Linked DNA regions of Mus musculus: region 2 is linked to region 1. The links are chromatin contacts, found by Hi-C or POLR2A ChIA-PET in ENCODE. All regions are on one chromosome and are shown on one strand. Each heading gives the region's core, a stretch centred on a gene start or an enhancer-like site at or near the end of the contact. The rest is flanking DNA. Distances are from core to core; before and after follow the strand shown.

Region 1 (2,700 bases), core at 84-2,583:
TGGGTGTCAGCAACGAAGTAGAGGCAGGAAGCAGAGTAGGCAGGGAGGGTGGAAGTGGATAAAGGGGAGAGGGTTAACCTATAAGTGGAACCTGTAAAGAAGAAGGAGGAGCAGGGAGGAGGGGAAGAAGGTGGGTAAGGGGAAGAGGCTAATTGTGCATGGCCTTTAGCTCAGAGGGGAAGACAGAAGGCATTGGTATAGGCAAGAAGACTTCAGTAAGCAGAGTATGTGATTTTTGGGGGGGGGGGGTGGGGGAGGTGGGGTGGGATTGGGAAAGGATTAGGTGGAATAGGAGAAAGGCCTGGGTGCAGAGAAGAAGGCTGTCCACTAGACAAAGCACTTAGTGTGTAGGAGGGGGAGAGAAGAAGAGAAGGGGTGGAGACCCAGTGATTCAGATGACGGTTGCTCGAGGTCTGAGTCCCTGTATGTCTGAAAATGCTGCAACCTTGGCCTAAGCCATCGAGCACTACAGACGGAGGGACAAGAATTCAGTTCCCCCAAAACGTGAACAAAGGGAGTCCAGACCATTCTTAAACCAGCAGAAAATTTCAAGATCACGAAGGATGTTATAGTCAAGAGTGCCCTCTAGTGGCCATCCAGACGGGTCAGCGTGTACTGAGGGCAGACCAAAGAACAAAGGAAAGTCAGGCATTTTGGATTCCAGCCCACTTTGGATAAATTTTGAAGTAGGCACCCCAAGGGCGACTGAGATAGTGTTTAGACCCTGTCTTGCCCTTTTCCAAGCCAGGGTTGGTTGCCAGAAACTCTTAGGTGAGGGTGATGACATGTTAGCCTGAAGTTTTCTCCAAGCATATGGGGTTGAGGGAAGGACAGCAGACAGGGTTTCCCAGATTGTGTGGTGTGAGCAGGGGTCCAAGCAAACTGTGAACTGAAATCGGCTTAAAGGTTTCTATAAATTCTTATAAACATATTAAAATGGCCTTTTGGAAGTTTGAACTAAAAAAAAAAATTGAAATGCGGTTACAATAGAGAAGGAACACAAGGTAATTCAGAGCACGGTTTGCACGGTGGAAAGTGTGTACTGAGCACCAAAGCGCCTTAGCAGCCGCCTGCAGTGTCCTCTCTGGACGGGGTTACCGGTTGTTAAGGGGCCGCTTGGCTTTCTGTATTTTGTGCAATCAGTGTACTGATTGTGCGCTCGATTCTCCAAACTCTTAAAAGGGCGTGAGGAGCTAGTTCCCTCAGAAAGCACAGACAGGGAAACAAAAGGCGCCCTTTTTCTTTTTGGTAAGTCTTCCCCTCCCCCACGGCCGCGGGCGCAACTTCCCGCCTCCTCCCTGCAGGTTCTCATTTCGGTCCGCCCGCTACAGTATAAAAAGACGGCGCTCAGGCTCCCGGTCAGCATCTCTGTTCTGAGCTGTCCTGAGTGCAGTCATGTCTGGCAGAGGTAAGGGCGGGAAAGGGCTCGGTAAAGGTGGCGCTAAGCGCCACCGCAAAGTGCTGCGCGACAACATCCAGGGCATCACGAAGCCCGCCATCCGCCGCCTGGCCCGGCGCGGGGGAGTGAAGCGCATCTCCGGCCTCATCTACGAGGAGACCCGCGGTGTGCTGAAGGTGTTCCTGGAGAACGTGATCCGCGACGCCGTCACCTACACGGAGCACGCCAAGCGCAAGACCGTCACCGCCATGGACGTGGTCTACGCGCTCAAGCGCCAGGGCCGCACCCTCTACGGGTTCGGCGGCTAAGCTGCTCGCTTACACTATATTTCCCTAAAGGTCCTTTTCAGGACCACCACATCTTTTACAGAAGAGCTGACGCTTGTTAACTGAGAACTGGAGTGAAAACGGCTCGTAACAGGTTGTCCAATCAGAACGAACATGTATGTGCTTAATTTGCATGCGGAACAATGCTAGGAAAGCTGAATAGTCCTGTCAAGTGGTGAGTTCACTAGGTGTTCACATGGTTTCACTCTTTTTATTTGTTCTAGGCAGTTTTATTATACTTGCCCATTTTTCTGCTTCCACCTCTTAAGGATGCTTCCCTACTTAAGTCATTTCATACCTTGCGACAGACCACTTAAGTTCAGGATTTGTACATTCAGTTGTGTAGAATGAGGTTGATCTGGCTTTATAAACTATGCTGTCTCGGATGCAATAAAATTCTGAATAAAACTGCCAATATGGGGGAGGTGTGAATTTCTGAATTGAGTTTTTATAAGCCATAAAACTTTAATTAATAAATCATAAAACGGCCAAGAGTCAACAGTTAATGAAGGTACACTGTTACTACGTTTACACTTCCACATAAATGTCAATAGAAACAATTTAAGTTGTCCAATGCTTGCGTTTAGTCTGTTCCACATGGGAGAGAGCATGTGGTTTTGCTTAATACACATTCTAATTCCATGTATTTTCCTGCATGTTTTATGACTTCATTTTTCTTTAGAGATGAGTAATATTTATGTATGTTTGCTTGATTAACAAATTTTTCATTATCCATTTCTCTGTAGATGGGCAACTAGGTTGATTCCAATTCTTTGTTATTGTGAATAAAGCAGTAATTAACATTGAGGTAAAAAAATATCTCTATGATTCTCTATATTCTTTGAATATATGCTCAGGTTTAAAATAACTTTGTCATATTGGAGTTCTATTTTTAATTTTTTGAGAATATCCGAACTGATTTCCACAGTGGCTGTATTGATTTGTACCCCACCCCGCACCCCAATACCAGTAAAT
Region 2 (2,700 bases), core at 113-2,612, 2.0 Mb after region 1:
GATTGTTAATTCACCTTGGGAAATGGACCAACAGTTCTTAAATCTTCACCCATGAAATACAAAACAAGATCTGTCACTATACTTCATTACATGCTGTAATAAAATGTAATCCTTATACACATTTGGTGATACTGATAGTGTGTTGGAAATAATAACCTGATAAGGAAATACTTCTAGGAAGAGTATTAAAATAGTGTTTATTTGGGGTTTCTATTGCTGTGATAAAACACTACTATCAAAAGCAACTCAGGCAGGAAAGGGTTTATTAGGCTTACAGTTCTGCATCACTGTTCATCACTGAAGGAGGTGAGGAATAGGAAATCAATCAGGGAAGGAACCTGGAGGCAGGAGCTGGTTGCAAAGGCCATGGAAAGGTGCTGCTTACAGACTTGCTCTATGTTGACCCTCCCCCCAGCCTGTTTTCCTGTAGAACACAGGCCCACCAGCCCAGGAACCGCACCACCTACAATGTGCAGGACCCTTCCCTCATAAGGCACTAATTAAGAAATCCTCTACTGATTTGTCTACAGATTCATTTTATGGAGGAATTTTTTCAAATGAGGTTCCTCCTGTATGATGGCTCTAGTTTGTGTCAAGTTGGAATAAAACTATCCAGCACAAATAGTAACAGGTAAAAATATTTATGTAGTACTTCTTTGAAACAATCTCTTCTAATGTAGTACCCAAGCAAACAAACTGTGGGCACCATTATCAGACAAGTTTTATAAGTATAAAGGGGGAACAGGAAAATGACCAGTTCCAATATCTCTGAATTCATTACTTTGAACGAGAGCATACACTGTGTAGGGGTGGCAAAATAGAATACAAGCATCATGCAGTTTTCCCGCTCTAATAAAAAATATAGCAATCCAAACCAGCAATGAATGGATTCCAGACAGGGAATAGCCAAGTGCATCTATATGACTAGGCAAAGGGGCTTGACCTATGTTGACAAGTAGAATTTTAATAAATTCTACTTATACCGATTCTATTTCAATTTCTATTAAAAAAATTCTCTTGTAATTTATTTTTAAAAGTATCTTTCACATTTGAATTTTTAGGTTTTAAGAAACAATAATCACATGGTCTTTTGGCACCTGTTGAATTTTTTAAAAAGATGTTTTAAACCTAAATACTTTACAGGGGTATTTGTTTTAATCCTCCAGGTACTGGTCCATAAAAATGTAACTCCTTGCTAAAATCCTTATAGAACAATATAACATATAATAAAAGCAGTATACTCAAATCTGGGGAAACCTGAGAGACTCCATGTCTGCATGTGCCCTATACAGTACTCCAGAGTCACCGCCCTGAAATGGGCTGAGCAAAAGAAGCCTTTGGTCCCCGCCCACTTGAAGTTCTCAACCAGGTCCGATAAGAGCCTATAATAACACAGCGAATTCTTAGTTCACCAGCTTCCTACTGAAAGCTTGTAAGAATTTAACTATGTCTGGTCGCGGCAAGGGAGGAAAAGGCCTGGGCAAAGGTGGCGCTAAGCGCCATCGCAAAGTGCTGCGCGACAACATCCAGGGCATCACCAAGCCCGCCATCCGCCGCCTGGCCCGGCGCGGGGGAGTGAAGCGCATCTCCGGCCTCATCTACGAGGAGACCCGCGGTGTGCTGAAGGTGTTCCTGGAGAACGTGATCCGCGACGCCGTCACCTACACGGAGCACGCCAAGCGCAAGACCGTCACCGCCATGGACGTGGTCTACGCGCTCAAGCGCCAGGGCCGCACCCTCTACGGATTCGGGGGTTAAGGGACTAAAGCGATTTTCTTAACTGTTACAAAAGGTCCTTTTCAGGACCACTCACTGAATTCCTTAAAAAGCTGTGCATTTTGCTCCCTCACCCTTCCCCCACACTGGCAGCGGCCCTCACTAATAGCTTCAGCTTTAACTCAGGCTGTGGATAGTCAGCATAGTTGAGATTCCCCACCCCCACCCCTCCAGGCTGAATTTGTGCACAAAGTACAGCCTCACCTTGTACAAATTGTTAAAAGTAGGACACTTCAAGGCTCTTTTCTCAGGATTGGTTCAAGGACGGTTAAACAGTCTTGAAAACCTGGAATTTTGGGGAAAGGTGTTAGAACCTCTAGGTTCAACGACTCATTACCACCGCCTGAAAATAACCTTGGGTAGGTGAACAAAGGTAACCATCCAGATGAGAATTTACTAAAGAAACAGGCTCATCGGGTCCTGGAGGTAAAAACAATTGAGTAAAGAGTGAAGCTTTGATACACATGATGTTTTCTTGACCAGCCCTTTCAAACAGTTCATTAAAACAAATATTGACATAAAATCTACATCGTATTAATTACTACAGGTAATGCCAGGATAATATAAAATGTAAGGATGTGTAATACAGGTTATTTTGTATATACCACTGACACCATGTACAGGGCTTCAACATTTTCATATAGTGGTATGGGTCTTTAATTCTGTTCCCATGAATTTTGACAGTCGACTAAATAGTGAAACTAAATGAGATTAATGGCATAAAACACAATGTAGTGTAACATTTGTAGCGTGAAGAAACAAACTGATTTACATCCAAAACGAAGTTTTAGCCAACACACTACACACTGACCAACAGCTGTCATCCCAGTACTCCAGAAATGGATGCAGAAGTCAGCATATGTTCTGTGCCATTCAGAGACTCAGAAATGATAGTATATGCCAGTATGTGTTATATACTCTTAG

The links. A loop is a pair of places that touch in the nucleus more often than their neighbours do. ChIA-PET counts read pairs that join two places held with the same protein, here RNA polymerase II (POLR2A).
Region 2: a loop to region 1 is called in a map of T-helper 2 cell, with 6 times the contacts of the local background. The contact joins the promoter of H4c2 here to the promoter of H4c11 in region 1. A Hi-C loop is called at or near these places in 1 of 37 maps with a recorded cell type or tissue (T-helper 2 cell). POLR2A ChIA-PET finds 5 or more read pairs at or near these places in 2 of 5 experiments (Patski and embryonic stem cell).

Annotation. Positions count from the first base shown.
Region 1 is chr13:21,733,701-21,736,400 of GRCm38, forward strand. H4c11 (H4 clustered histone 11) reads left to right here and starts at 1,334. Exons shown (of 1, transcript NM_178210.2): 1 at 1,334-1,756. The coding sequence starts at 1,396. The coding sequence ends at 1,707.
Region 2 is chr13:23,755,575-23,758,274 of GRCm38, forward strand. It overlaps H4c2 (H4 clustered histone 2), which reads left to right and starts at 1,363. Exons shown (of 1, transcript NM_178193.2): 1 at 1,363-1,812. The coding sequence starts at 1,447. The coding sequence ends at 1,758.